Regions from separate parts of the Mus musculus genome. Here region 1 is linked to region 2. A link is a loop called in an ENCODE intact Hi-C map of the cell type or tissue named here. Cell type or tissue: heart. All regions are shown on one strand. Links, peaks and the distances in the headings refer to the core of each region. The heading gives the core; the rest is flanking DNA. Region 1 overlaps Elk3 (ELK3, member of ETS oncogene family). Region 2 has its middle 38 kb from the start of Gm17745.

Evidence for each region. A loop is a pair of places that touch in the nucleus more often than their neighbours do. Peaks named below come from ENCODE experiments on the same cell type or tissue, not always from the same donor. Only the 100,000 strongest peaks of a DNase experiment are listed, where the experiment ranks them.
Region 1: it touches region 2 in a loop (11-fold over the local background); 14 of 42 quality-filtered maps call a loop at or near these places.

The regions. Positions count from the first base shown.
Region 1 is chr10:93,288,675-93,304,925 of GRCm38, forward strand. The region is part of intron 1 of Elk3 (ELK3, member of ETS oncogene family); the gene reads right to left. Gm32551 (a long non-coding RNA gene) reads left to right here. Exons shown (of 2, transcript XR_871953.3): 2 at 1-791. Among named protein-coding and RNA genes, the nearest start is that of Gm32551, 12 kb to the left of the region's middle. In heart, for the core only: CTCF peaks have their summits at 3,066, 3,390 (motif pointing right) and 9,407; DNase peaks (open chromatin) are centred at 3,377, 5,147, 6,247 and 9,327; H3K27ac peaks cover 2,553 bases.
Region 2 is chr10:93,366,572-93,382,822 of GRCm38, forward strand. No RefSeq gene overlaps it. Among named protein-coding and RNA genes, the nearest start is that of Gm17745, 38 kb to the left of the region's middle. In heart, for the core only: no CTCF peak of the experiment used is centred there; DNase peaks (open chromatin) are centred at 8,600, 8,930, 9,400 and 9,970; H3K27ac peaks cover 1,940 bases.

The sequences.
Region 1 (16,251 bases), core at 2,937-10,936, 79 kb before region 2:
GGGTTTTGTTGGTTGAGGATGTGTCAACATGCACAAAGGGGCACCCATCAAATCAGGATGATGGCTTCTTCTTTACTCTCTTTATTTTTGGAGCCTCAGACTTCTGTCTTGCAGATCTTCCTAAGATAAACAATAGACTATTGTGAAGTATAGGTCCCTAAAACAGAACTTGCTCCTCCAGCTGTATACATTGGCTTCTGCTGTCGAATCCCCCTTCACCCAGCCCTCCCACCTCCCAGCCCCTAGTATTGACTACGAAGTCACTTTTTTAAAGCATCCACATATTAAAGAGAACACACGACATACTCTGGTTTTGTTTGTTTGCTAATTAGAATATGCTTCTCTTGCCCTGCCTAGCTCTTGTTTTGAATATGTGGGGTTTTATCAGGTATTTTAATGCCATCCCTTAAAAAAATTATGAGGGGAGGGGCATATGCACATCATAGCATAAACGCACACGAATGGAAGGCAGAGGAAAGCTACATGTAGTTGGTTCTCAGGGATAAAACTCGGGTCTCCAGGCTTGCCTGCAAGCACACTGTCTGCTAGACTGTCTTACCAGGTTAAGTCTCATCATACAGGGACTGTGAATGTTTACGTACCGAATGTACTAATGTTGTTGATTTGCTTGTACACAGAAAACAAGTATCAAAACATCACATCACACCTCATAAATACATACAATTACCATGTCAATTAAATGATTAAAATAAAATAAAATGGCTCATCAGATCTGAAAAACCCCCCTTTAAAGAGGCAGGAAGCAGACTGATAGACCAGCCGTGTTGACAGCCTATCTTTCTTTATTACACTTTTTACTGTCGTCTTCCTTCCTCATAAAAGGCAAAGCTGGGTACAAAAGGCTCAGGATGGTATGAGATTCAATAGCAAAAGCCAATCCTCTCCCAGTCAATTCAAATTAACAGCTAGCTTCACGCGTAGCAGATGATGTTTGCCGAAACCTGTTCACATCTCACAAAACAAAACAAGACAGGGCCAGCAAGACAGCGAGGCAGATAAAGGCACTTTTCTCAATAGCCTGGCATCCTGAGTTCTAGTCCCAAGATCCACATAGGGAAAGAAGATAATCAACTCCCAACAAATGGCCCTCTGACCTTCACATGTATGTCATAAGATATATTCCCATGCAGCGTGCATGTGCATGTGCGTGTGTGCGCGTGCACACACACACACATACACACACACAGAGCAAGAATAAATAAATGTATTAAAAGGGAAAAATAAAAGCTATGATACTGAGTATATCAATGTAGGTTCTTTTAAATAAGATGTATATAATATATACTATAGTATTATATATTATGCTATATATTATACTATAACCAACTGGAAACATCAACCTCTACTCTCTCTCTCTCTCTCTCTCTCTCTCATATCTATCTTATGCCAAGATGCTGTCTAGCATCAGTAAACAAAAGGGCTTATGTCCGTATTGAGCTCACATGTCAGTGGAAGAGACAGGCTGTGAACAACAAAACGCGTGATGAATTAAGTTACAGTGTATTGGAAGACGGGTGTTATGGAAAGTCACTGAAGCTGGGCAAGGAGCAGGATGTACTTGTGGGCTTGGGCAGGGGTACAGGGGTCGGAGAAGACCTTGCTGAGACAGCGAAAATGAAGAAATGTCTTTGTTTAAAAATGGAATTTTCAAACAAGGTTAAAAATCACAGTTGCCAGATGGATCTACAATGAATGCAGGTCAAAGATATTCTCCTGCTCACTACTGTCTATTAAGTCTACTGTCTACTCACTTCGTCTATTAAGACAAAGGAACTAGGTAGATTTTATAATGGCATCAAAATCTGAATAATAGCCGGGCAGTGGTCACGCATGCCTTTAATCCCAGCACTTGGGAGGCAGAGGCAGGCTGATTTCTGAGTTTAAGGCCAGCCTGAGCTACAGAGTGAGTTCCAGGACAGCCAGGGCTACACAGAGAAACCCTGTCTCAAAAAAAAAAAAATCTGAATAATGGGGCATTTACAGATGAGGAATAGTGAAACAGATAAATGAAGACAAAAAAAAAAGAAAGAAAGAGTGGGAGAGAAACAAAGAAGCATTGTAGACGCGACTGGGTATCTATGGACAAGAATTAGTTCACAGCCAGTCCTCTATAAGAAACAAAGCTGTAAATTAGCTTCCATAAAAATCAGCATAAAACCACCGACCAGTGTCCCCAGGTCCTAGACACTGCTGGCTTGACTAGGGCAGGGTTCTTTTCCACACCTCTAAGGAGTGCCCGTGCATACCCAGAAGGCTACTCGGCAGGTGAGAAGATACTTGAGCATCTTTGTGTTCATCTCTGAGCGTCTGCCCTGCCCTGCCTGCCTGTAGGGTTTTAGGGGTGTCATTCACCTTTCTCTACACGTATGTCCTCACAGGTAAAGTGATGGTGGTGGTATAGAGGATACAGATCCCTGCCTTGCAGGGTTACTATTGAATATTACAAGGTCGCTAATAAACTATCCGGGACAAAGCAAGTACTACTTAAAACACTAGCTGCCTTTACTTCTTAAACAAGGAAAGCTCTTCACAGATGCTGCTGTGACATCAGATGGCCTCCCCCCCACCCCCCCAGCTCAAAAGCATCATTCAGATACTGTATGGACTGTGGGCTTTGTCTTTAGGCAATCAATGGCTTCAATACAGTCAACGACATCCAGGTGAACGTTGAGCCACAGTGTGCTTGTCGGCTTACAAGGTGACTTGGAATGTAACTGTGTACATTGTTAGGACTGTTGTCTGATATCCTTACAGGCAGCACAGCACCTATCCTTCCCGGCTAGCATAAGACAATAATTCCAGAGGCCTCCAACTTGGGCGGGTCAGCAGAGAGCGACCCCTGCTGGCCATGCTGCCCCTGGCCATGCCGTTGCTCCCATGGAACTTGTGTTCCAGGAAAAGGCCAGGGAATCAAGTAGATGAGAACTGTTGCACTGGGCGGAGGAGGATCTAGACTAACAAGTCTGTCTGTGGATGACATAACCCAAGCTGGCTGGTTAGGGCAACAGACAGAGGAAAGAAGTGCAAGGGGGCCACTGGTACTATGAGGAAGAGACATTTTTTGTATACTCCAAGTGAGTATCTTCACTCTGTGTTTTCAACACTCAGCTCTTTACAAATGTAAACCTGAGATTTTTTGTTGTTGTTGTTGTTGTTGTTCTTCCTAATCTTCGTGTGAAAAAAAAAACCCACCTTAGGACAGAACCACAAAGTAAAAGATGGAACAGACTGGCTGCTTTTGCAGCCAGGAGATTGCCTGCTTGAGAAGCGGTCTTTGGACTTCCAGAGGTTCCGTCTCCCTGGCATCCTCCCCTCTGTTTCCTTCCTAACGTGGAGGACATGTTACCTTCCATCTGCCACGAGGTGGCGCCAGATGTCCTCTGAGTTGGCTGCAGACTCATAATCCAGAGCCAGAGATTTGAACTGCTTCTTAGAAATCCAAAACTTCACCACCACCACCACCTTCTTCTTCTTCTTCTTCTTCTTCTTCTTCTTCTTCTTCTTCTTCTTCTTCTTCTTCTTCTTCTTCTTCTTCTTCTTCTTCTTCTTCTTCTTCCTCTTCCTCTTCCTCTTCCTCTTCCTCTTCCTCTTCCTCTTCCTCTTCCTCTTCCTCCTCCTCCTCCTCCTCCTCCTCCTTCTCCTTCTTTTCTTCTACTTTTCTCCTCCCCCTCCTCCTTTTTTTTCCTACTGAACCACACCTGATGCTTCTCTTTGCACGTTATCAGCTTTGCTTCTGGGATTTCACAGAGGTGGCAGTTAAGCAGGTAAAAGGACCTTCTGATTTTCTTTCTTCCTGCTTTGATCTGTGACAGGGTCTCACTATGTAGCCCTAGCTGTCCTGGCACACCCTATGTAGATGGGGGATGACTGGGAACTCACTGAGGTCCACCTGCCTCTGCCTTCTGAGTGCTGGGATTAAAGGTGTGAGCTATCACACCTGCTGTCTGAAAACAAGGGATATTCCTGTGTGAAGGACACACAAAGGAGACACTCAGATAGCATGCTGTCTTTTTCTTAAGATGTGTGTGGATCCAGAAATGGAGGGGGGTGGGGGGAGAAAAAACCAAAACCAAGCTCTTGCTGACATTTCTCCGGGTTGCAGCTCTTTGTCCAATGAGGAAAGGTTCACTGCTATCCACAAACCCACTGAAACCAAGGAACAGGAATACATCTAGGGTCTGCCAGACCCCAGGACGGGCAACTTTTAGGCATGCAAGGGTAATTTGCGAAGTACATGAACACACAACACCAACAAACTCTGAAGTCTTTGTCTTGGGCAGTGGTTGGTTCTCAGCCTTCCTAATGCTGCAACAGTTCCTCATGTCGGTGCTGACACCCATCCATAAAATTACTTTGTTGCTACTTCATAACTGTCATTTTGCTACTGTTGCGAATGGTAATATAAATACGTGTGTTTTCTGACGGCCTTCTGGAAAGGGTCATTCAACCCCCAAAGGGGTCATGACTCCCAGGTTGAGAACCTCTGGTGCATTTTTTTTTTCTGAGATGAGCCTAAGACTATTACAATTTATTTTCAGGAAGCATTTTAGTCATTGCCAGCTGTCACAAGTGAAAAACAAAGGTATGACATCCTTCCAAGGGTCCATGTTCCTCAAAGTTCTTCTCGTGGGGTAACCAATGTCCGTGCTTTCCTTTCTTCTGTAGACAATCTACAGCTTGTTCCTGTCTTTTAAAAGAAACAGAGGAACAGCAAAGAGAAGTGGGCACTGCTCAACCTAGCGATTTATCCTCTAAGACCATGCAAGACACTTTGCCACGTTTTAAAACTGAATCTTCCATCTGAGGAGAGAACTTTTTGGGAGAAATTACTGACCTGATGGCCGCTCAGCCAGAACAGAATTGCAACTGTGTATACAAACTGCCCAGCTCTCCTGGAACTTTGTCATCTGTGGGTAAATCAAAAGCAACTTGACTGGCTTGCTGGTGGCTCACGTACAAGGGTGTTTTCTTTGGAAAACTAAGTGGATGGCTACATTGCCTCCATTGAGATGGCGTCCATGGGTCATTCTACTTCCTCCAACATCCGCAAATTCATCCATTTCCCACCCCACCCCAGCAGGGCACAACCCAGCCCTATCTTATCCTATCTTTTCAGAGCTCTCTAGACAGCCTCTCATGGGTCCTCTTTGATCTCTAACGTGGCAACGTCCCAGAACTTCCTCAAGGTACAAGTTGTACTTTCTGGGCCTGGAGAAAAGGTGAGCCACCTAGAAGATAAATAAATATCTGGCGTCCCAGAAGCACACACCTTCTGTGTACCTCCAAGATGCTAGTCAACTCTAATTGGGATAGCCCGGGGAAAGCTCAGAATACTATCCTGCTTGCTATCTGGCTGCAGCAAAGCTCACGCGAGTACCTTATAATATTGCCTTCTAGGAAACAAGGCTTGCACAAACGTGCTAGGAATTCTTAGCCAGCATCTCATTAGCATCCCCTGCGATTCCAACACAGCACGTGATGGGAAAACAAACACTCACTAAACAAGTGTATAAAGCTACCATTTTTTTTTTAATCTTAAATTCTTTCTGGTGGGATTGAAGTATTTTGGCTTTATGGATGGTTAACAAAAGCTAAAGATCCCAGACATTTTACAGTCGCTCTCTTGGGGGAAAAATAGCATTATCCACCTTTTCCAGTATCTTCTGACCCTCTGAGCTCTCTGTGCACCATTCCCTTCAGCTCTCTAGGTAGCCCGACACACAAAAAAAAAGAACGCAAGGAATCTTCAACGCACACACCTCCATTGTCTTTGTTATTTGAAAACATCAGACCACAATGTGAAGCTAGAGCGAAGAGTGAAGAAAGAAACCAACTAGTCGCTTAGATTTCCCAACAGAGGCAGCAGCCCCTGGGCTGTCTACGGCTACCTCTCTGTGTATCCATAAATCCAGGAGATGGGGTAGAAAACCACAGTGCTTGGGTGGAAAAATCACTCCAGGTAACCAACGGTTCTAAGAAAACCGACCATGTCTTGAAAGCCGAGTCGAGCTGTAGAGCCATAAAGCACAGAGGTTCTTGCATGGTGGGTACAGCCGCCCCACCCCCATCCCACCCCCGCCCCAGAGATGTGGGGCGTGTTTTTCTTTAAACAGAAGGGCCATTCCTTTCCAGACATTTCTGGAAGAGAACCTGGCCATTTACTTTCTATGCGATTGTTTTTATTGTCCAGGCTCTCCCCGCGACTCTTATTTCTGGCTGGCGGCACAGCCCCCATCCGAGGGTTCTCAGACTTTGCTAGCGCTGAGCTTCCTCTTCTTCTGCAGGTTGCAGGCAGGAAACTGGAAAATGGGCCACAGGAAACCTGGCCCTCCCACATCTGTCCCACTTTGTAACTGCAGCTCTGGTTTCATTCGGTCTGTGTGTCAGTTCTATTTTAACCCTTGACACGACGGCCGGCCGGGCTGCTCTCTGAAAGAACACCCATGGGCTTGTGGCTTAGAAGGCCCCCTTGGATTTGGGCTTCTCCCAAGCAATCGATCCCATGAATCCAATCAAGCCTCCAGTGAAAATTCAAGATGATTTCCTAACACCAGACACAACCCAAGTCATTCTGGGTAAAGAGATTTACAGGCTGCCTGATGAATTTTACCTTGCCAGGCTTTGATGCCTAACAGGAAAGGGGGCTGTGAATATCCACCTCATCAAATAGCCAGCCTCATCGGAAGGCTGGTCCAAGTCACGGTTCCTCACAGCATCAGGACCTACTAGGTGGAAGGGCATGAAATTACTGTTCTTATGGCTCAAAACTGTTAAACAGCAACAAGCTCATATATTCCACCTAAGACATATAATCACACATCTAAAAATGTGAGTACACACATCACCCCAACCACAGGGAAGGATCTTCCTTGTGTATTGGACCCATGGACCATTTTGGGGACTCCTTGGGGGAAAATATTCTGTATATGTCTATTTATATAGATATAAACATGTGTATGTTGGAACATATCACATCAATAGGGTTTGTAAAGCTCTACAGGAAATCTCTAAGTTCCAAAACAAGATTCCAGGTCTGGGGTGCTGCAGAGATGGCTCAGCAGTTAAGAGCACTGGCTGCTCTGGCAGAAGATCCGGGTTCAATTCCCAGTACCCACAATGGCAGCTCACACCTGTCTCTAACTCCAGTTCCAACTGATCTGACACCCTCACACTGGCATATAAGCAGGCAAAACACCAATGTACATAAAATAAAAGTAAATAAATCGTTTTAAAAGAAAAAGAGTCCTAGTCTGAGAAACCCCTCTCTACATTCTCCACCTCTGCCAATGCTGAGATTTCAGGGGCTTCTCCAGAAAAAGGCTAAACCCCAAACTTTCACCCCTATAGCAGCCTTCCCTTTAAATGCTAATATTCAGTGGTCATTCATGCATCATTGAGTTTATTGCATTGAGTATGCATGTCAAGTTTACACTCTCGGCCATCCTCAGCCACTGTGAAGCCGTGCCTTAAAAACATGAAGACAAATATGTGTGGACCCAGTAATCAGAACAGACAGACCCCCAATATATCTGCTCTCAGGAATATCTGCTCTCAAGTCCAGGTCCCTAATCACACTGTACATTGTCACGCTGGCATGGCAATTCTCAACATGTGGGCCACAGCCTCTTTAACAAGGGGTCACCTAAGACCATCAAAAAACACAAATATTTACATTATGATTCTTAACGGTAGCAAAAGCACTAGGAAGTAGCAACAAAAATGATCTTGTGGTTGCTGGTGGCTGCAACATGAGGAGCTGTATTAAAGGGTCGCAGCGTTAGGGAGGCTGACAGCCGCTGGAATAGAAGCCTGCTTCCTACACCTCTCTGTGGCCAAGACGGGAGTTAGCCAAAAGACAAAGTGACATTCTCAGCAGGATCAAGTCAGGAAGTGTCCTTGATTTCTGACCTTACCACTCTGTGACTCCAGGCACTTGGACTGGGTTCTGTTTGCTCAATCTGAGCTGGGCCTACTGGCACATGGAAGTAGAGGCAGGCAGATCTCAGTGAGTTCCAGCCTGGTCTACAGAGTGAGTTCTGGGACAGCCTATGCTACACAGAGATCCTATCTCAAAAACTAAAATTAAATTAAATTAGTACAAGACATTTTGCCACATTTCTTTTGGCCAGTTCCCTCAGTGAACAGAGGTAGAAATAGACAGACAGACAGATTGATTATTGATGGCGAGGGATAGAGAGACAGAGAGAAAGACAGACATGCCAGTTTCACCCAAGAGGATTTTTGTTGTTGTTGTTGTTTAATGGGGTATTGAATCTAGGAGTCGCACTGGACCAACAACTGTTGATAGCTCTGTTCACTTTTTAAATTTTTGAGTCAAAATCTGAGTAAGGTGCAGGCTGATCCTGAATTCTCTACAGACTCTGAGTTGACCTTGAACTTGCAAGGTTCAAGTTTGTACCTGTCACAGCCTTCTGAGTAGCTGGGATTTCAGGCCTGTGTCACCAGGCCTAGCTTGAGGTTGGCTCTTAATGGAAAACTCAGCACATAAGCCTCTGTGAATTCCAGAACTCAGACATGGAGGGACTGGTCCTTTTATTTGACGTGTGGACGCAAGGATTATGGAACCTGAAGACGGAAGTGGAAACCTATCCCCCACCGGACCCCCCATGGACGTTTGCATAGTACTCAGAAATGATTCCTGAGAATTGTTCCTTCTGGGGAGAGCAGCAGCCTGGGAGTTTCTGACCTGTGTGTGGCAGCCCCTGGAAGGGACCTGGCACCCAGAGCATCCTTGGTGACTTTCCATCACACAGACACAGACAATTTATCTTACTCAAATCTTGCCAGCGGTCTTTGAGCTGAGCTTCCGTAGAGAGCAGTGAGCACTCCTTCCCACAGCATTCTATCCGTGTATTTCAGAGACCTTGGCTGGATTGGCAGACCTTTCCCCCAAATGTTCTAGCTTATAATGTTAGTAAATTCAATCTTGTGAATTCGGGGAGAAACACTGGAACATCTATGCTTGATTTAAGATTAGGAATGGTTTATTCACTTTGATACTTGAAGATGGTTTTACGAGAAGAAAAAAAAATCAAAGCAATCTTCCTTCTAAGAGACAGAAAACTGGAATCTTTCAGATAAACTTGAACACTCTTTGTGCTAAAGAGGCAACTGGTAGAAGTAAAAAAAAAAAAAAAAACCCACAAGCCCCGAGCACGCTGAGAACACTTCTGCAGGACACACAATGATGGTGGTTTTTCCACATCCAGCAACTGGGGCGCTTCCTGCCAGAGCATCCTCCAGCTCTCTCATTGTGTCGATGAAACTGTGAAACCTTTCTAAATCAGGACTTCCTTCTATTATGTTGCAGAGGCGACTTTCTGGGAAGGGGAAACTCCTGAGGCAAAAAGGTAGGAATTCTTACAGCACCACCCAGTGGAAACATGGGGTGTGGAGGAGGGGAGGAGTGGGGGGAGGTGGGGGGGGGCAGGGGTGTGTGTGCAAACTGAAACACTTAGAAAAACTGGTCACGTCAGCTACTCCAGCTAAAAGTCCAGTCACTCAGTCCCACTGCTGTTCCTTTCCACGGATGGCACCCTGCTTACAAGTGATCTCTCCCTGTTCATCTGCCCCCTCTTTCTCCTTTTTCCTGACACAGGCTGAGCAGGGTCAGGAAACACGGTGCAAGCCTAGGAAGGAAGGGGTCCCAGGTGTGGTTGGGTATGAGTCGCCTCTGCACCAGCCCTTCCTTTTTAAAGGACCTCGGGAGATTCTGGGCATGGGAAGTCTGCACAGCTGTGCTGAGTGTCCTAGCTCTGATGCAGAGACCGTCAGGCATTTCCTGAGAGACAGAGAGAGAGGGGTAGGTACCCAACCATCTGAGTGCCTTCCTCTTCTCCTGGCAAGATGCACCCGGTCTGGCCACCTCTAACACGTACAGTTAGAGATTCCCGGAGACAGTTATATGCCCTCTCCTTGCTCCTGGAACCAGTCTCCATATGAACATCTCCATGTTGTTAACTATCGTCACCAAAGTACGGCTTTTCACGGGGATCTGCCTCTCAAGCTGGTGATGCATTAGTCTACAGTTTCCTAGGGAATGGAATAGGCCAGAATCCTTGACCACATCCTTCCAGATCCCTCCACAGAAGCCCTGGCAAAGGGGAAAGGCCATGTCTACCAGGGAAGCTTAGAACTTTCTTGTCTACTCCATAGAAGTCAAGGCAATTTCTCAATGGTCAGGTGTCTCTCTACCCATCACCCCCTCTCATGCATATACACAGGCACACAGGCACACACACACCATACCACAACCATCACCATCACCACCACCACCATCATAGAATAACCAGAAGTCCATCTCAGACAAACACAGCTCTCCTAGAATAGCAACCTTCCTCCTGGGACTAACTCCACTGCAACTATTTTAAAGCTCTTGGTTCTTAATGGTACCTAGGTAAAGAGGTACAGAAAAAGAAATCAGCTGGCAATTCTTGTCTCTGTCTACAAGTATATGAATAAGATGAAAATGGTTTTAAATAGCACCTCAGAACTGCCGATATTTTCCAGTAGCTCCAGGGGGCTTGCAGTATTATTATTCTTTTGCTTTTGCTAAAGTAAAACACTCACCAGTGTCTAGACTGAAGGCAGGTAGAGCTGACATTAGCTAGTCTCTGCTGTGGCTTAAGACAGTTCTCTCATATAACATAGTTACATGCTACTGGTGTTTGTGAACAGGAGGTGGCTGGAGACATTGTGTTTGGATTTTTGAGAAGCACAGAGAGCCCCTCACAGAGTGGTTATCTGTACCAGGAGCTGGGTGCCTGCGCACTCTGAGGTGCCTGCGCACTCTGAGGTGCCTGCGCACTCTGAGGTGCCTGCGCACTCTGAGGCGCACTGATCATTCAGCTCTAGTACCATGCTCAAAGCAAAGCTCTCTCAGAGTTTAGGAAGTGCACATTCCAGGTACGGATGCTCGTACCTCAGTCTGTTCTGCGGATGCTCTTTGGCAGTGCAGCTAGAGTCTTCAGTGTGTCAATGCCTGCTCATGTGGTGGACATGTGTGGAGGGTTGGTTGCATCTGAAGTCGGGAAGGTGGCAACCGGCCCCATCCGCTTCCCTGACCCACATGCACGAGTTCCTCTTGCACGTTCTGGCATGGACATCACGTCTCGCCAGATGTGACCCAGCAATCGTTTCTCATGCAGAGAATTTCTTCCAGCAGTAAAAACCCAGTGGCACTGAGGTAAAAGTAAGCCAGAGGCCACTCAATTCTTCATGACCTTTTATCTAAAACCACACATGAAGAAGCAACAGTAAGTGACTTAGTACAGTTAGTGGGACAGGTTTAAAATAACTTGGTATTCTTGGAAGATGCTGTTTTGTTTGGTTGGCTTTTTGTTTTCTTTCAAGACAGGGCTTCTCTGTGTAACCCTGGCTGCCCTGGCACTTGTCCTATAGACCAGGTTAGCCTCTAACTCAGAGATCCACCTGCCTCTGCCTCCTGAGTGCTGGGATCAAAGGCGTGCGCCCACCACTGCCTGGCAGATAGACACTGGTATTTATTTCTAAGAAGACTGTTGCAAAATACACAGTGTGTGGTTTCAAAACCGAAGCCCCCTCCAGTGTCTTATTCTTAAAACCTTTCAAAAATCAATCATCCAAATTCATTAAGAGAACGGTGTCCTGGAAACTGCTTCCAGCGGCCCAGCCACTCACTCCATCCAAAGCACCGGACGGAAGAGATGACGCCAGGGTCAAACATGGGTCCTCATCCCCACGTGGTTTCACCTCCTTGAACTCACATGCAGGCATCTGCCATCCACGGAGTTGGTCCTTTCTGAAATACCACACACAACTGGATGCTGTTTTTTTTTTACAGCATGAATATATCAGCTATAAAAATAGCAGCCACGTTCTGGATTTAGATTATATTTCCTCTTTCCTCAAGAAAATAATCCTTTAAAAAAAATAAAGTGAGATAGTCTAATCCCATAGCAAATTTATAATCTTCTACAAAAAGTTCTTAAAGTGTCTGTGTGTGCGTGTATCTGTGTGTGTCTGTGTCTGAGAGTATTCGTGAACACACATGCACACATGTGCCAGAGGCCAGGGGGCAACCTCAGGTCATTCTTAGGAATGGCATCCACTTTCTGGACTGAGGACTGTCTGGTCAGAGAGCCCCAGGGACTGGCCTGTCTCTGCCTCCCCTGCACTAAGATTACAAGCAAGTGCAACCACGCCCAATGTTTTTATGTGGGACCTAGGGATCAAATCAGGTTTTCTTGGTTGCAAGTCAAGCACTTTAACTATTGAGCCATACCCCCAGGACAATTTTTGCTCTTTAAGGACAAAATGCTAAATCTAATATTTTGTTGTTTTTATTGCTGCTGCTGCTGCTGCTGCTATCATCTTGCTACATTGTTCTTTTTAAGATAGGGTCTCATTGTAGCACAGGCTGATCTTGGAGTAACTATTCAGCCCAGGATGATTTTGAACATCTGATCTTCCTGCCTTCACTTTCAGAGCGCTGGGATTATAGACCTGAGCTACCATGCCTAGTTAATGTGGTGCTAGAAATAGAACCCAGGGCTTCATGTGGCTAGGCAGGCATTTTCCCAGCTGACTTTACTATCCCAACTCTCAACCTTCTAGGAACCACAGGACACTTGTATCACCCTATTTGGTTCCTAATTCCAGCATCTTGGTTGTGTGTGTGTGTGTATATAATTTGATTAAAATAACTAACTTTAAGGCAATTTCAGTATTATGTGCATTACTCTATTTATGCACGTATCCAAAGTTCAGGAAAACTAAAGTGGTGGATAAAGTGAACTCAGCAAGACCTAGGGATACCAAGTGGCTGCCTGGCCATTGCCTTTGCCTCAGCCATCAAAGATGGTGTCTGCCCAAGACCATCTCTAAGGCACTGGACATGCAGTGCAGGTGTGACCATGCACTCCTACCTAGGAGCATTTGCGGGCACAGTTCTAAAAGACATTTTTTAAAGAGATAAGAGGAGGAAAACAGAGGGGTTAGGGAGGGACAGACAGACAGAGACAGAGGGAATCTAATGGCCTCCGGTCTAAAGGGCCTCTGAAGGTGAAGCTTGGAGAACAGAGATGCGCGCTGGCAGAAATAACTTCCTTATCAATGCTCCTGAATTCTGGATTCTAAGAGTTCAAGTCCATGATCACACAAGGAAACTAAGGGAGCCCACGTGCTCACACTCCACTGTCCGGGTGCTTCCTTTACATGCTCGTCATGGGACTCCAGGGCATTATTGGGAGTCTAAGCTTTCTCCTTTCCTGAAAATGACAGAGTAAATCCAGGCTCTCGCCTGATTTCCTATATTGAAACAATGGTTCTTCCGGGTGGAGAAACTTCACTCCGTAAACAACATTCCCTCAGGCACCACCCTAGGTACAGAAGGAAGGCTCAAATCCCACCCAGGCAGGCTCGCTCACCTGTGTAGGAGATGTTGCTTTTGGTTGGTCACTTTTTCTAAGGTCACATCCTGCCCAGACGCTCTCTCCAGCAGCCACTGTCAACCTAAGCAAGCACACATGCACAGCCCCGAAACTCCCCTTCCACTCCTAGCTCCTTCATTTCTAAAACTAAATCCCAATACATAGTGCTTATATTTCAGCCTCAAAAGTCAAATCTTCCGAACTCTGATGAGGAGATAACAAGGGTACACTCCAGTCCTGGTTCAGTGAAGCCTACAAGCATGGCATTACTTTAAGTGTTAGATAGTCATCCGACATCAACACACTGCCCCCACCCCACCTTTTTCTTTTTCTTTTTTTCTTTTTTTTTTTTTTTTTTTTTTTTTTTGCTTACAGTATTCCTTGGGTGAATACTCTGATTGTCCATGACACCATTTACACTTTTACATTTAGAAGATGACAAGCTACAGATGTGGGCAGTGCAGTCTCCGGGTCAATCCACACATCTACTAGGGAGCCGGCCCTGGGGTCAATCTTGAGACTTGTTTTGTTATATTGTTCACTTTTTTTCCTAAGATCATGGTTTAAGCGAGATGTTTAGCTGCTTGGTCAGACACTCTGGTTAAACCAGACTGGCCTCAGCAAAGAGCTCTTTGGCAAAACTCAGGTGAAACTAGTTAATATAACTAGTCTTGCTCTGTCAAAAACAAAACCAAACAAACAAAAGACCCCAAAGCTGGTCTTTAGCCCATCTCTTTCATTATTCTAAACTCCAGCAGAAACATCATTGATTTCAAAAGGTTACAAACACTGCTTACGCAGCTGTTCCAGGGAAAGAAAGATTTTCAAACCAAGGAACATGCAGGACCCCAAATGGATTATCCAGGGCAACTGGGAGAAGCTTGTCAACTGGAATCTTCCGGAGAGGACTACAGTGGCTTTAGAACTGATCAATTCTGACAAGAAAGCGCTCCACAGGAAAGTCTTTCAAGCCGTTAGCCAGCCATTCTCGGTCTAACACTGATCTGAACAGCAAAGCCAAGTTTGCCTCAATACTAACAAACAAACCCGATTTCTGAGCATACACTCTTCTTGGAAGTCTAAATGAAAACTATGGCAAGTGACACAGCCATCTAACCAGGAGGCCTGCCTGTTAGTAATTCAGCGGGGGCACTTTCTAGTAAAGGGCTGGGTTTATGCACAACGTGGCCCTTTAGCCAGCCCAGGCTCTGCAGATAAGCCTTCTTCCCTTTCTTTTGTTTCTAATTCACCCACTGATGGGTGTTGTACACAGTGATGGGTGGACACAAGGATGAAAAAACCAGATGTGGACCCAGAGCAAGCCCCGGGTGGGATGAGCATCACAGATGTTGAAGGTATCATGCCACACACACACATATACAAATATCCCTCAGGCTGGGAAGCGACCTGGGTCTTGGGTCTGGACAATGTATTATCATATATCCTTGGTCTTGGAGTTTGGGAAAAGAGTTAGTAGAGGGCAATTAGGAAAAGTAGCCAGTCTCCAGAAATACATACCGAAAACTGTCTAGCCTCTGGATACAAAGAGTCAGAATTTGGGTAATGAGAAAACCTGGAAAGAAAACTTCTGGAGAAGCTCAGGAGGCCAGGGGAAGGCTGGGGCCAGCATACCCTTCCCCAGCTGTGACAGGTGAACTGAAAGAAAGCTAAGGAAAGAGGAGGAGGGAAGGGAAGATAATGGAGAGACAGGCAAGATATCATGTTTTCTTTCATAAGCAGGATCTTAATCAGAGGGAGAGAGAGAAAAGAAAGCAGAAGAGGAATTATTAGGGGGAGGACCAGCTAATGGTGAAGAGGATGAAGGAAGGCAGGAAAGGGGAAGGTGATAACATTACAGTGGTCCCTGTGCAGGAATACGATATGGTGAAACCAACTACTCTGTATACTAAAAAGCAGCAAAAATGAGTAACAATTAATAAAGGATGGCTGTTGATTGTGATCCTCTGAAGAACAGATTCTCAGGAGGATGCCCAGTGGCAGGGGGCTCAGTAAACCCTGGAGGAAAGGACCACATGTTGACGTGGCTGGCCACATCAACAGTATGCAGGGTCCAACTCACATCAGTCACTGGGCCCCCAAGAATGAAAGTGCAGAAGGTTGTGGCTCTGTCCCAAAGCTCAGGGGAAAACCAGGGAAGCTGGTCAGGTGGCACAGTTCTCCTTGGGGTCCTCCTAATTCAACCCAGGTACAAGTGAGATCCAAAGGGAATTTAAACGGCCACATTTGTTCCTAAGGCGGCAGCAAACATTCTTAGCACATTTCCACAAGGTCAAATATGCCCTCCCCCAAAAAGCTAGAGGGCTTGGGATGTGAGAACCAAGCCCCTCCGTTTCAGCCCATTACCATCCAGCCAGGGAAACTGAGGCACAGAATGATAATATAATACCCTAAGGACCCAATTAGCTTTAAAACAATACTTTTATTTTTCCTATAACATTGGTAAAATACTTTTTTCTTACATCAAATAAACTAGAAGATGTCCCTCCCTTTTCCTGCATGATGAGGAATTCCACATATCCTACTGGTTTATGCTTGGCCAATCAAATAAAAGTGGTGCGGCATTTTATCAAGACATTATGGAGTTTTTGAATCTGCTTGGCAGAATCATGACACTGTCCCCACTGGAATAAAAAATAATACTGGGGGGGGGGATATTCTGAAGTGATGGAAACATAAATATTCTTCATTCAGAGGAGGTAGATACATGGTTGTATAAAATTATACTCAAGATCTCTGTGTTAAAATGTATGTAAGTTAATGACCTTGTTTGTTTGTTTGT
Region 2 (16,251 bases), core at 4,146-12,145:
TTACATTATTATTATTTCATTATTATTATAATGAAATCCATAGGAAAGCCATACTGATAGCTTAAAAATAAGACATTCTGAAAAACAGCCACGGGGGACTTGGGTCATTTAACATGGGGAAAAAAAGATGACATAGTGTGCTTAACAGGAGAAGAAAAATGGCCAGATTTCTTTCATCTTCATGGAGGAGCAAATTATAGGAAATGGGCTGAGATTGCCACAGATTTGGAAAAAAAAAAAAAAAACACCAAAAATTGCTCTGGCCACAGACAGGGGAGAGGATATGGTGACTTCTCACCACCAGACCCCTATTTTATAATTGCTCTTGCTGATGCCTTCCCATGGCCTGGCTAATAAGCTGGAAATGGAGGAATCTGTTGCTTTGCAGTGTGGTCTTCATAAGTGAGTTTTCTAACTAACCCATTTGATAGATTTTCATCTCTTCGTTTATTAGATTGTCTGGTGGCTTTGGGGTTGTGTTGACAATGCCTGTAATTTTATAGGATCCGTTTTTCTCCATGGAGCATGGCCATGAACCTATCAATTATATTTTGCCTGTGGGCCACCAAGTAGGCCTTGTATTGACCATTCTGTTTAACAGCTCATTTTATGAGTGAATGGATACCAGCATGCATGCCATGTCATCTTAACCTGTCATTCAGATCAGAGCAATCAAGGAGAGGAAATGGCCTCGGGCTTTGGATATGCATTGGACTGTGTGTGTGTGTGTGTGTGTGTGTGTGTGTGTGTGTGTGTGTGTGTGTGTGTGTGTATGTGTGTGTGTGTTCTCTCAATTTGAAGGCAAACATGTGAGTTTGAACAGGGCATTGGGGTGGGGTGTTGGAAAAGGAAATGAGATCTTAGCCTTGTACAGAAGTCGGTCAGTCCTCTGTCTAAGCTAATTTACTGACTTGTAGATGGAGAAAGACCAAATCTATTGGAAGCCATGTCCTAGGCTGAAGGAGCACCAGGCCCTTGCACTGTTGTGGACTGAACTGTGCAGGTGCTTTAACCTTTGTATAGTCACAGCCCAAGAGGGAACGGAAGTAGATTGGCCTCACCATAGACTGTTTTGTTTCTTTATGAAAATAATTGCTCATGTCTGAATGTTCTTTCTGGGCAGCAGTATTCACTAATGTCTCAGAGTTTCTCAAGGTACAGACAGTTGGTTAAAAAAAAATCACAGATCTTCATATGAAATGGTACACATTGGAAATAACCAAGTCTTATCAAGGGAAACTTCCATCCACACTTGATCCCTTCACCCAGGCTTGTCACCGAGGCAGTAAGTTTGCTTGTCCCCCAAACCCAAACCCCCACATCTTTCTTTGATGATATAGACCCTGATCCTCAGCCAGCTCCAAGACTCTGCTTCCAAGCCTTCTTATGCCTTGAGTAATCGAGGAATGAGTTTTGACTGAAGGGATGTTAGCCAAAGAGATTACAAGTGATATATGTCGAATCCAGGCCATGACCTTAAAGACAAAGGATAGCAACTGCTTCTTTCTTCTTTCCTTCTCCAGGGCTAGAATTCAGGCAGGAGAGCAGGGCCTGAGCAGCAATCTTCAACCATAAGGTAGAGCTTTGCTGAGGATGGCGAGAAGACTCAGGATGCCAGAAAACTTGGGTTTCTCTTGTAAAGCCACCATGTCAGCCTTGGAGTGTTTATGCTTTCACTGTGTAGGGCAGTCTTATTTAGAGAGTAACCCTTTGGACACTATAACTTTTGGTTTAGATGTGTCTCATGATCCTCTAGCATGGGGCTAAACAACACGAGCTCTGGGGAAAGACAGACCTGCAGAATAACCAGGTATCATCCAGATGCCTCCCTCATATGGTCAGGAAGGTAGCAACGGTCCTTCCCTTAGCAGATGTTGTGAGAACCCCAAGAGACCATACAGGTAAGGGACTAAAAACCAGGCATTAGTACATGGCCCCCCCAGACACTGAATATGCATTAGCTACTGCAATTACATGGTTTCCTTTTAGGAGCTGGTGGTGATGCTGAGGAACGGGGGCTACTCGGGTCATTCTAGACATCCACATCATCTGCTAAGTCATTTGGAGTCTCACAGCAGTGAGCAGCAGTCTGAGTAACTGGTTCACTTCCCATGGCTTGCTTAGCTTCACACAGACCAGGACCACAGTGAGCTGGGTCCTCACATAGGTCAAGACAATACCCCTACATATCTATAGACTTGCCTACCGCGGCCAATCTTACAGAAGCATCTTCTCAGTTAAGGTTCCATGTTCCCAGAAGACCATAACTTGGGTCAAGTTGACCCAAGCAAACTAGCAAACATATATAGCATTACATTTCTGTGCTTGGTTTCCAGAGGAAGTTTGGGTAGGAAAAGTAAAATCCTCCACGCAGCGGTGGATTTCATTTTCTCAATGGAGCCGTCTGCTCTGGCTTCTCTTTGGGAATCAAGGACATGGCTGTGATTGCTTGTGATTCTCCTCCTCTCAGACAGCTATCGTCATCCTAGCTCATGGTGATGCTATCAGGGCAGGTAGGGTCAAAACTTGGGCCCCTGGCAGTCTTCATGAGCTAGGCCCAACCACTCATTGAAAAGCAGAGAACGATGTATTCCATGTGGCCACATTGGAAAGAGAAACAGAGAGGTGCAGCCCCATTCCCCACCCACAATCCTGCTCCTTCACCCTCTCCCTACCCCAATCTTCAGTGTCCTGAAGGTTTAGGCTTAAATAGAGGGCAAGAGTCGTTCATAAATAGATAAGCAATCTAGGTCAAGGTCCCACCCGTCCTTGTCACTCATCATTTCTTCCCACAAGGTATTCCGACAAGTTGTCTGAACCATGTCAAATCTCTTCCTGGAAACAAACTCCTCACCAGGCTGCACCAAGATCCAGCCTTTTCCGGCTCCTAGCGTGAGAGTCCTAGGAAAATTCAAATTTCTTGAGTTCCATTGTCTCGAGCATCTGATAGGCTAGAGGAGGGTAAAAATATCTCTCCTTAAATAGACTTTCTTCATCCGGCAGGATTTTCAGTGATGGGTCTTGAGGAGGTGGAATTTTGAGAAATACATGGAGTTAAATTGGTCTTGGCCCCTTCTTTAGTTCAAGCTTGTTCTAAAACTCTAAGAGACCCCTTCATTGTGGGGCATCAGGGAGGCACCAATCCTGGGTGGCTCCTACCAAATTTGTAAAAAACCTGACCTCCATTGCCTGCTTGGGCTGGTGCCTTCTGGAACATTTTATTGTGGCCTTTGACCCTTCAAGGAAAGATCTCAATGTGAAGCTGCTGTGCTCTCTTCTCAGACACAGTGACCACCCGGTTCTTTAGCCACCTTAAGCCTGGCAGAGACATAGAGCTGACCAAGTGGTCCAGCTGCTGTCAAGATGCTAAGCAAGAAGCTGTACTGGGTGCTACTGAAGAAACATTTCCAGGGAAGGGTTCTAAAGCACGAAGAGACTCCTCTGAACAGCCAGCGTTAACAGAAAGAAAACATACAAGGGGGAAGTCAGATTACCTTCCTGTCCCCATCCTCAAATGATCAGGTGATCACATGGATGTCATTCAGAGGAGGAGATTCCAGTCACAGCTGCAAGGGAAACAGCCTACAGGATGGGGAATGGGGCAGGGGTGTCAGGTAACTAATTAGCAAATAAAACATTGTGTTATTTTAATGGATTTGGTGGTGCCCTTGGTATTAGTCAGCATTTTTACATTCCATGAATACTTATTTCCTACCCAAGCATGCAATCTTTACTCTTCCCCTTAAAGGGTCTCCAAAATTGGATGGGCTACAAGACTCAGGATATTTTTCCCCAGAATAGAGTTGATACCTATACCAGTGAGGAGGACACATCTTGGTTGGACTTTTAAACGAAGATGGACTGGTCATGTTGAGTGGCCCTTTTGGCGAGCTTCATAGGGACCGGGCCCCTAAAGGGAGTGACTAATCCTTAAGATGGGAGGGAGCCGCTCACACTTCCCTCCGGCAGCTTTCATAAATCTGCATGCTTACTTCCTGTGTGACTAAAGTGACTAAGAAGTCACAGAGAAAATCATTTTTCACTTTTGGCCTTTCTGGCTTCAAAAGCTGGCTCGGGTGGGCTCTGGTCACATTTGTGGCAGAAGCAGGGGTCTGGGAAGTTGAACTGCTGCCTAAGTGTCACAGAGTACCTGGGTCCCAAGGTACTCGAACAAGGCGCAGACACATGGATAGGCATGGAAAAAGAGGTGGCTATTAAGGAAGGGAAAGGGGGTCCTAGGAAGGGAGTAAGCCTGTGAACTGAAGAAGTGGCTCAAAAGCCATGAGACTCGGGACTCTTTGTAGATCATCTACCTAGTACTTGTTTGTCCCACATTTGAATATCACAGCTATCTCTCCGTGCTCTATTCTTTGGCTGTGGCCTAGGTGGGATCTTTCTCTGCCAACTGGCTTCTTTTACACGTTAATCTTCATGTAGATTTCTCTACTGCAGCAACTTGGCTACCACCAAAGGACTCAGGTATCACTCTTATAAGATAAGCATCCTTCCTAATTGTCTTGTGTCATAAAAACTGAGGAAGTGAATAAGGTAGAGTTGTCTGGTTTTGTGTGTTTGTGTGTGTGTGTGTGTGTGTGTGTGTGTGTGTGTGTGTGTGTGTGTGTTTGAGTGTGTGCGCCAAAGACAACTTTAGGTAGAATTCTTCAGGTACCATTTACCTTCTTTTTGAGGTAGGGTTTCTCACTGGCCAGGAGCTCACTAAGTAAATTAGACTGGCTGGCCAGCAAGCCCCATAGACCTACCCATCTCTGTGCTGGGATTACACTAGCCCACACCATCATGTCTGGCTTTTGTTTCAGTGGGATCTGGGCCTTGAACTTATGCCCTTGAACTCACAAAGGAGGTAATTGCCTTACCTGCTAAGTGACCACTTCAGTACAAGTTGACCCATTTCCAAATCAAGCGACGAAAACGGGCTGGATATCCATCTGGTGTCGTCCTTGGCTAACTCTTTCAGCTCTTCCCTTAGTTTAGAAGCTGGCGAGCATTGAGGAGGAGAGGATGGGACCCAGGCTGAGGGGTGAGGCTTCACGTGGACGGGTAGTCCTCACTGCTCTCCATCCAACCTCTTACCAGAACCTTCTGGAAAAATGGAGTTTTCTAGTGGAGAATTGCCCCTTGTCCCCTAGTCAGTCTATAGGCAAGACAAAATTGCTTTAATAATCAGACCACATCACCCATTTGCGTAGAACCCACCATGAATGTGAAAGTCACATCCTCCTGGCCTACAAGGGTATCCATACCCACATTGCTGCTTCAGCATCTGATGATATTGCCCAGGACAGCCCTGTGCTTTAGTCATGTCTTGCCTCTCCCTTCCCCCTCTCCTTTCTCTCCACCCCCCTTTTCCTTCTTTCTCTGTCTTCTCTTCATATAATAGCTTTATTAGGATATTACTTGTATGATGTACACTTCACCTATAGCAGTTCAGTGGGTTTTAGTATATTCTCAGGGTTGTGATACTAGTAGCGAATCAATTTGAGAAAACTTGCCTTTTGAGTACATTAAGAAGAAGCTGTTTATTTTACATGTATGCGTGTGTGTCTGCTTGTCTGTATGCCCACCATATGCTCGCAGGTACCACCCGAGTCCAAAGGAGGATGACAGATGCTTAGGAAGTAGAGGTATAGGCTATGGTGAGCCATCTTATGTGGGTGATGGGAATTAAACCCAGGTCCTCTGTAAGAGCAGCAAGTATTCTTAACCACTGAGCCATTTTCTGGCCCTCTGGCTCCTTGCATTACCCACCTTGTTCCTTGGAACAAAAGGCTAAGGAATGGATGAGAATTCAGCATCGTATCAAATGATCAAGGGGCTTCTTCTCCAGCTCACAGAGGGCTGCTCAGCAGCCATGGCTGTGCTCTTGGTCCACCTTCCCCTCACTGCAGAGACAACGGGCTGCCTCTCGGTTTGCAACCACGTGAGTGTGAGGAGGTCCCTTCCTAGTCCTAGACTTGAGTTTGTCTCAGTCTCAGTAGTGTGATCCACAGGCCAACCTCATTGCACCTATCTTATAAGGAGTTCCACACTGTGAGCTTTAGCGGAAAAAGACGTGGGGGAGAGCACTGATGGACGACTCTGATCAAAGCATATTTTAAATGTATATACATAGGAAAGTATAGTGAAATTCATCATTTTGTGTAACTAATATACAGTAATAAATGATGTCTATTAACAACTGATGGCAGCAGCATACACCTGCCGTCCCAGCCGTGGGAGGTTAAAGCAGAGAGCTTATGAGTTAGAAGTCAGCCTAGGGTCCACAGTGAGACCTAATCAAAAGAAAATAAGCTTTCTGATAATGAATCTTGGGGGTTCTCAAAAATCATAAAGACAATTATATAGCTGTTCAAATGGCAGTGTTTTGAAAACTTACTGGACCCCCAAATCCCCAGCCGTTGTAATCTTGGGTTGAAGCCAATATGAACCACTGACTGCATGGAGTTGCCAGGGTTCTGGGTTGGAGTAAGGGCTGTGGCTCAGGATGTGAGCATCATTGTGACCGCCCCTATCTCCTCCCCTGTCTTCTCAAAAGCCCCAGCAAGCTTAGAAGACATGAGTGTGCCTTGCAAAGTAACTTTGTGAGTTTTCTAATTTCCCAGGTGTGCAAAAATTATTATTATTTTAAAGGGCTGCCTTTAAAAAAAAATAAAAGCAATGTTTCCTTAAATGGAGTAGCAGGTATGAAATCCTTGTTGTATTTATTAAGCTCTGAAGTCAATTTTTGTGAGTCTTGTGCTACTTAGAGAGGTTTCCTGTGGGGTCCTGGAAGGTGTGTTTATGGCTTATGTGCTTATGGTACCCCGTCAGAGTGAACAACTTCACGTTTTTTATTTTAATTTTTGACTGCATTTGCTAGATTTGCTCATTTTGATTTGCTTTTCAGTGACAGCTATCAAGGCCCCTACTGTGCGCAGATGCTGACCTCAGCAATTCCCATGATCCTCCATTTGATTCTCAGAACAGGCCTCACTTAGGGTTCGTATTGTTGTCTCCATTTCACACACAGGGAAACTGAGGAATCAAGAAGAATTCCCAAAAGGTCACTCAACTAATAATATCAGAACGAAGCTTGAAGCTGTGAAATTGGGCCCTGGAATCCCTGGTTTGGGATGTCACCCAGTGCATTAATTGGGACTAGCCTGGGCTACATAGTGACACCCTACCTCAAAAACAAAGAACATGCAGATGCACACATACACACACACACACACACTTACATTGTGTATATGTAAGAGGTGCCAATCCATAACTAGTTATAATAGTTTGTGAAGATGATCGGTAACCCTTCCAACACTGTTATTGGATGTTCCAAGACGTTCCCGAAATTCAAAGCTTCATTTGGACCATCAGGGGTACAAGGTGATAAGTCAGGAGCTTTTCTGAACTGATGAACATAGGAGGTTTTGTCAGAAACTGGGTAAGTCCGGGCTTCTGGTAGTGCCTTTGGAGTTGACGGGTTTATCCATCGGGGAGCTAATTAAATCTGGCAAACTCTGTTTGCTCATGAAAATCTGGGTTTCTTCCTGACACTGCTGGCCCCTGAGAGCAGCTGCCTCTCACAGACCTTCCTGGCCTTTCTCCACAGCTCACTGACTGGCCTTTCTTTTCTTGGTTCAGCTCTCAGTCTAGTCTAGAGTTCCCAATCTCAACACTAGCATCCTCCGGGCTGGCTGAATCTTTGCATAGAGATGCTCGGGTCTCTACCTGCTGGATAGATAGATATCAGGAGCATGTCCCCTCTCCAAATGGCAGCAACTGGAATTGTCTCCATGTGTATCACCAGATGTCTTTGCAGGAGCAAATTTGACCCTGATCAGGAGCCATTAGGATGAGAAAGTGTGGAACCCACAGCACTCAAATTAGAGTTGCATATACAATCTTCCATGGTAACCCTGACAGCATGAATTAAGCCTCCAGCAGAATAGAGCAGGGATCTGACAGCCCCAGAGGTGAGAAATTAGACACTTTGCCTTTTGTATAGCCTGTGCAATTAGCGGGCTGATTCCACTTTAAAAAGGGGGGGGGGACTTGTCACATTTCCAAACTTGTCACCAATTGATGTGACTATTCTTGGGATATGGTAATTAGTTACCAACTATATAAAAGACAAAATGCACAGAGTTTTAGAATTTGGATACTGTGGGGGGTCAGGGGTAGTAGGGGAGGTGCACCGAACCCAGATGCTAGGTTTAGAGTTTATAGTCCCAAGTCTTCATCTGTGGTAGGGAAACATTAAGATCCTAGACATGTGATTCAGTAGTGTCTTGGCCTGGGCCCACAGATCTGCTCACACTGAAGAGCCAATACACCTTTCGGCTCCATCTGTTTCTATAGGAGCCTTGCTAATTGGGATTCCTGGACCTCACACTGGTGCCATTTAGTCATCCAGACCTGTAACCTTTCATTACCATCCATTACCACCCCTGTGCATTCTTTCCAGCACACCTAGAAGCTGGGACTAATCGGAGGCTGTCACAGCTTACAGATGGCTGGTCGTTAGGGACAACACTGGTCTACACAATCTTTGTTTTGGATGCCAAAGAGGATTTCCTCTTTCCAGGGCTGCCCAGGGCTGTCCCCTGGACCAGAAGCATACTTCCTGAGGCCTGGCAGCATCTGCCACTGTGACCTTGGGTTTTGGTTTCCTTTGTGTCTTAAGAGCAGATGTCCGAAAGTCCAACCAGGGGACAGGTGGGCTAGAGAGGTGGCTGTGTCTCAACTTGGGGGGCTGCTGGCTGGTAGGGTGTGAGGTAAGAGGAGCTGAGCTGAACCAGGCCTCGACGGGGCGGGGGCAGGGCTTGCCAGACCACAGTGACCTTTGAGATCTGAGAGTGAAGGGGAGAGGAAGCCCGGTTTTGCTGCTCTGGGCTCAGAACTTCCTAAAGGCGGGGCTCCTCCTGTTCTTTGCTTTCCTCTAGGTTCGTGTCAGCAGGTCAGCAGAAGAGATCATACACTCAGCCGTGGAGGAGGGTCAGAATTCGCAACACCAGAGCGATAATGGCTCTCCCTGGGCATTCTGGACTCAGGAAACAAGGCTTTGTTTATAGCTAGAGACACTGACTTCCTTGTCATTTAATGAAGGTCCCTGACTTGGAAGCAAGCGCTCCAAAGAGCCAAGCTGAGACCTAGGCCCATATGAACTTGTCTAGCTTCTAGCTTCAGTGACCAAAATTCACTTTGGCTCAAACATTGCCCCCCCCCCTTTTTTTTCCCCAACGTGGAACAGGTCTTCCTTTATCATTTCCTGATTCCTTCTCCTCTTCTCTCCTAAGAGTCTGTTCACTGCTGTCTCCCAGAATTGTCTCAGGTCAAGCAGTGGGCAGACCCCCCACGCCTGGGCCCTCTACTCTAGTTGACCCTACGGGGGTGCCAACTCTCTTACTAAGCTAAGCACAGTAACTGTGGCCTTTTGGGTCACCTACATTTCTCTCATGGAGGACCCTTGTGTATTTGGTGGTGTCTAGGGTGGTGGTGGGGGTCAGATGTGAACACAGCCAATCTTGTCTACCTCTCTCACTCTGGAAGAAGGTGTATGAAGCATTCACCTTCAGATGGCGGGGAGGTAATCAGAAATGAATACTTCTTTTGAAGTTGATTCTCTTATGTGGACCCAGCCACTGGGGACTTTTGACTTCTTTCTTCGGGTCTCCCTCCCGGGCAGTCCTCCATCTCGGTGGAAAACAGAGCACAGTAGCTGAGCAAAGGGAGCTGGGATTTAGACTGACCTGCCTGTCACTCCCAACAGCATCACTTGGGTGAACAACTCTGTTTTCTCATCTATAAAGGAGGATACAAAGAAAGGCTTGATGCGTAGAGAGAATGTTCACAGCTTCTCTTGGAAAGGCAGCACTGTCTAATATGACAAATAGGGTTTCATCCTCTCCACAGAGGTGGGCAGGACACGTCCCACAAGACAAAGGAAGGATCTGTTTGCAGCTCCAGGAAGGAAGTAGAGAGCCTGGAGGGACAGGAAACCCAACTCCAGAAAGGACCCCTCCCTCCACCAAAATCGGAGTCAACATTCCCCAACGAATAGAGTAACTTCAAGGGTGTGATGATAAAAACAGAGATCGGACTGAATTCTGTCTCCAGGGAGCGGGGGGGGGGGGACAGAAATACAAAGGCAACTCAGGACAAGAGATGGTAGGGAGCCAAGGGCACCATGGGGTTGTTATCAGAGGCCACCAGGAACACAACCAGCTTCAGAAATATTGGGGCGCTAAGCTGGCCACTTGGTTACACAGGCAAAATTGTGGGTTAGTGCGATCCTTCTGTTTCCTGCTTTCCTGGGCCCTTCCTTCTCCATTTTCAGTCTCAGTTTAGACATCACTTCCCCAGATTTCCCAAATACGGGCTAGGATTGTAAACCCAGGGCTCCTCACAGGGGTTCTGGCAGTAGGAGGTGTCTCCCTCAGTTAGAATTGCTCAGAGGAATATCTGCTTTCCCACTAGACTGTTCACTTGACAAGGTCAAAGGTAAATGGTTTCTTCCACTGACGTAGCATCTTTCACGTAAGCTTCCTGAAATATGTGAATGGTGGCCGTGGGAAAAGTACAGTCTTTTTATGTCCTCTAAAGAGCAGGTTCACGTCCCTGCTGTGCCGTAGATAAGCTGTGCAGTGCCGTCTGAGCATGCTACTGAACCCCTCTGAGCTCTACTCAACCCCATGAGCAAATGAAGGGTATAAGCCAGCCAACGACCTCAGGGAGTGTCGAGCGCGCCCCCAACTCGCCAGCAAGAACGACGCCACAGCAGGATCCTTCTGCACACGTTTATTCAGTCCTATTTCTTCTTTCTCTATATATCTCCCTTGTTTATATCTCCCCTGTTTATATCTCCCTTGTTTATATCTCCCTATAATAACAATCCTCTCTCGAATAATAATCCTCCCTCTAACCCGGGCCTCTCACTCTTATATACTCTCAGTTCCCATCCACGCACAGCAGGCCACGCCACCTCACCAGGCACGCAGCTTCAGCTAATCAGGGCAGCAGGGGCAAATCTCCACCAAATTGGATTCACCTGAATCCTGGTACACCTGCGCAGCACTCAAGATGTTTGTGTCTTATATGAGGAAGTCAGGTGCAAGTCATATGACTTAGCTGCAGTCTCTGGCGCCTTTGGGACTGCCGCCACACCCGCTCCCCACAATTCCCCCTTTTTTCTTTTTTGGCAGAGAGAATGTCTGTAGATAGCCCCTCGAAACCATGCCCCTTACCCGTCCTTGGGAGACAAACAGCATTGGTTTGATCCCTGTCTTAGGTTGGTGACATGCCCAGGGAGTCTTATCACTGACTACCTCTCTATCATGCCAAGCCACTCCTGGGGAGATTGTGTTTTGCTTGTGGCAGGTGCATCAAAAGGCCAGGATGTTAATTAACTTATGGCCAGATCTTAATTGCTGCAAGCAAGCCTCATGGGTGAAGGTAGAGGTCTGATCCCCAGTGTGCAAGCATAGGGGCCCTACACAAAACCATCCCTTAGGCTCATCACCCAGAGAGGTCTTGGCCAGCTCCCGTGTCGTTTTTCCTGGGGGAAGGGAACTAGGACACTGAACCTTCATGCAATCAGACATACCTTCCACAGGATGCCAACAGCAAGCTATCCTCTGTGCAGTGCTTAGCCTCGCACCCCACGGCATAACGCAGCATAATTTCTTTTAGAGCGGCAAACCGAATCTGAGGAGATTGTCCCGCCTCCACTGCAGCAAAAGCCTACGCTACCATGGCAAAAGTGCGGGCCTGCACACTCTGCACCTAACACATGTGCCAAACACACAACACACACACACACTATAACAAGCATACATCCCAGGGCTCTCATCCCCGCTCATCTTCTCTGAAGCAAGGGATAGATAGCCAGAGGGGCTATCTCTTTAAGGGGAATTCAGGGATCAAAAAGCGTGGAAAAATTTGAATGTCATGTCGAGCTGGTATCGGCTTCTGGAATACCGAAAGGATCTCTCATCTTGGCTCCATCCTTTGTGCTTGTGGGATCATCCACCACATCCACAGGGGCAACTGGATCAGGAGCCTCATTCTTGCAGCGTCTCACCAATCTCTCCGGCACCCAAAGAGGTTCCGTCTAATCCTGTGGAAACACACAAACAGACCCTCTCGCCCACGTCAACACCTGATCTGGTCGATCCTCTCCAAATATCCGGACAGAAGGTCCACCTACAGGTGGCTGCTGAGGAGGCATAGGGAGGCGGCACAAAAGCTAATTTGCCTTCCTCCTCCACCTCGGCTCTTTTATTTTGTCCTTTTTGACCACCTGATAACACTGTGTCTCCTTTCTTTTTCTTTTTCTTTTTCTTTTTAAGCCCTTCTCCTCTTCCGACATACTTTCTTGTTGCTCTATAAGGATTTTCTGACCTGTCTTGACTGCCTCTACACACAGTTTCAAACAGTAACAGAGTCCATATATCAGAACAAACAAGACCAAAACTATCAGACCTACCCACAAAGGGTCAATGGGAGAAAAAAGCATAACTACACAGCGAGGATCTATTGATCACTACACTGAGGTTATCATAGTTCCTTAACTTGTCCCCAAACCAGGAACCTTAACTTATCCCAAAACCAGGAACCTTTCGTTACCTTGTGCCTGCTTCCTGGCAACTTTATGCTCACCTCTATTTTATCCGAGGTCCTTCCCAAACTCCTGGGGTCACAAGTTTCACTCACCGTGAACTTACCCTGCCGGCAACCACTGACTGCTGAAAGTTCTGAACTCGGTGGGGGAGTCGGTTCCCCGTACGGGCCACCAATTGTCGCGCCTGCTCTCGACCAGCAAGAACGACGCGACCACCAGTCCTTCTAACAGCAGTTTATTCAGTCTTCATCTTTCTTCTTTCTCTTCATCAGTACCGTTCCCCAGCTGAAGAGTTCTGAATCCACACCAGATCCTTCTCAACAGTCTGTTTTACGGGAACCTTTATTAACTGCTCCTTCCCCGTGATGCAGTTCTGAATCCTCCCTGTAGCAGGGGGTCTTCGCTCTTGCCTGAAGATGTTTCTTGTCCCGGGTTTCGGCACCAACTGTCGAGCGCGCCCCCAACTCGCCAGCAAGAACGACGCCACAGCAGGATCCTTCTGCACACGTTTATTCAGTCCTATTTCTTCTTTCTCTATATATCTCCCTTGTTTATATCTCCCCTGTTTATATCTCCCTTGTTTATATCTCCCTATAATAACAATCCTCTCTCGAATAATAATCCTCCCTCTAACCCGGGCCTCTCACTCTTATATACTCTCAGTTCCCATCCACGCACAGCAGGCCACGCCACCTCACCAGGCACGCAGCTTCAGCTAATCAGGGCAGCAGGGGCAAATCTCCACCAAATTGGATTCACCTGAATCCTGGTACACCTGCGCAGCACTCAAGATGTTCGTGTCTTATATGAGGAAGTCAGGTGCAAGTCATATGACTTAGCTGCAGTCTCTGGCGCCTTTGGGACTGCCGCCACACCCGCTCCCCACAAGGGAGAGAGATGCTCAGAGGATGGTGGGTCCTTAGCCCATCTTCTGTTTGACACATCTGTCCCACTCCCACCTCCTTGTCACATCCCAGGTCCTGGTCCCTCCCCTTTCTTGTAACCGCTTCTCTTAGACTTGTAAAGCTCTTCCTGTGTGCCCGGTGGTGTTCGAAACCAGGAGTAGCAAACTTTAGCTTGTTTACCAGACCTAGTCCAGCACCTGTGTTTGTAACCGACTCTCCGTGAACTAAGAAAGGTTTTTTATACTTTTAAATCCTTGCCCCCCCCAAAAAAAGATTGAAAGATTTCATGACACATGTAAATGACTTGAAATGCAAATTTCTGTGACCATAAATAAAATCTCACTGGTGGACCAGTTATATTCATTCTTTTTTGTGTTGTCTGTGGCTGCCTATCTCGTCCCTTGGAGCTGCTGGACCATAATTTGAGTGGCCTATACACAATAGGGAGTTACTTCTCACATTTCTCGAAGCTGGGATGTTCAAAGCACCTGTATTAGGTGCTTGGTAAGAGCTTTTAGATTCATACCTATGATGTAATCTCACTGTGTAATTGCAATGTGGAATAGGTTACAGCTCTCTGGGATCCCTCTTATAAGGGTTCCACTCATGTGTCCAAACATCCTGTCCCCCTCTCAATACTATCATCTTGGGGACTAGGGCTAGACACTTTTTTGGGAGACACAAACATTCAGATTCTAGCTGTTGGTCATCTTAGAAAGAGGCTGTGACCCGATGAGTCAAAGGTATCTACCATCTGGCCTTGTGGGAAAACTTTTTTTTTTTTTAATGTCCTGAGCATTGATTGGTCTCTGATGACTACGTCCGAGTGAGAATCAAGTGACATCACTGTGGTTGTTATCCTTCTGAGACAGATGAGGGTCCTGAGGGGAAACAGGGCTAAGTGATACTAGAGCGTTCCACAGTTTATAAGTCATAGAGACAGCATCAAAGTGGGAAGGTGATGAGACAGGAGTTTAAGACAACGGGCCGCAGCATCCTATGCCAAGTCAAAGAGTCTGGGCTTGCAAGTTTCCAGATCAGGAAAGAGGTATAATAAGGGGAGATGCTAAGGTGACCCAGTGTGACCTGTTCACTTCAGAGGATTAGGAAACAAGGAGTTCTGCTTGGCCAAGTTGCCAGTGGCACTGATGGAGCCCCAGCTGCATCTCCCATGAAACTGAGAGCAAAAATAAATCTTCTTCTAGGTTGTTCCTGCCAGTGATGAAAAAATAAACTAAAACAAAGTTGAGATTCATTTTAATTTTTAATTTTTTTAATTAAAAATTTAAAATGTAATCTAAAATTTTTAATTTTTAAACTAACATTTAAAATTTTTTTTTAATTTAAAACTAAAACAACATCGAGCATACCCCTAACTATGCTGATATTTGCTCTCCCTCACCCATATCTGATTTATAGATGTCCATTCCCACCAGATGTTAACAGTGATTATAGCTGAGTGTTAGGATTACAGTCTTCAATAAAGATTTGCTTATTCTTATTTTATATGTACGAGTGTTTGCCTGAATGTGTGTATGTGTATGGCTTGTAGGCAGTGGAGGCCAACACAGTGTGTCAGAACCCCTGGAGCTGGAGTTACAGAAGGCAGGGAGATGCCCTGTAGGTGCTGGGAACTGAACCCAGCTCCTCTGTAAGAACAAGGGTCCCTCACCGTTGAGCCATTTCTCTAGCCCCAATTACTTTAATTTTTTGTTCATCTTTTTGTTTTGCTGATATTATTAAAACTCTACTGGGAATGAGGTACGCTACTGTTCCTCAGTGCTGTGGTATGTGAAGAATAGAAATTAGAGTAGCTTACAGATAAGTAAGTGCCTTAATACATATAAAATTGATAAAAATGGTACCAGGTACATGTTGATGCTGGATATGAGTTAACCAATATTACTGAAACATAAAAGGATACATTTTTTTGATTATGAAAACACTGTGGAAATAAGTAAACAAAGACAGGCATGGTGGCACATGCCTGTAATCCAGAACTCAGGAAGCTGAGGCAGGAGGATTACAAGTGCAAGGTCAGCCTGAGCTCCATAAGGAAACCCTGTAAGTTGCTAGGGCATCTTTAGTCAGAGCACCTGTGGTCACCTGCAGGAGACCCTGGAGATAATATGGAGCCTCACCAGGCTACCTCCATCAGCCCACCATGAGATGCAGGGTGCAGTGCATGGGGGTGGAGGCAGGTGAAGATTACTTCAATAGCCTTGTTTCCCATAATCCATCGAGGAGATCTCGGTAGATCAGCTTCTCAGTTGTACACACTGTGATAGGAATCTGATGCTATAACTTCTGTAAGTCATCACTTAACACTGGGATGGGCTATTGTCTGTGATGCAGATGTGAGATTCACCCAAGCTCTTGTAAGTTACCCCTGCCACTTTAATATTTTTCAAAGTCTACTTTTAATGATGGTTCTTAAACGCTTTAACTTCCCTTTTAGCCCACCACCCACCAGAGGTAGTGGAAAAGAAAGGATACAAGGAGAGTGAACCAGTTGAGAAAAGTTCTTTGGAGCAACTGCCATCTGTGTTGTCTGGAAATCAGCAGTTCAGTTCACAGGTTAGCAGCAGGAGCAACTGGATCCACTCGAAAACACTTTATGGATATACCAGCAGTCCAGTTCCACGGAGTTGGGATAGTAACCACTAATCAGCAGTGGTGCCAAGACCTAGCAGAGACAGCCAGGCCTCAGCCTTGGTACAAGTCAGCAGG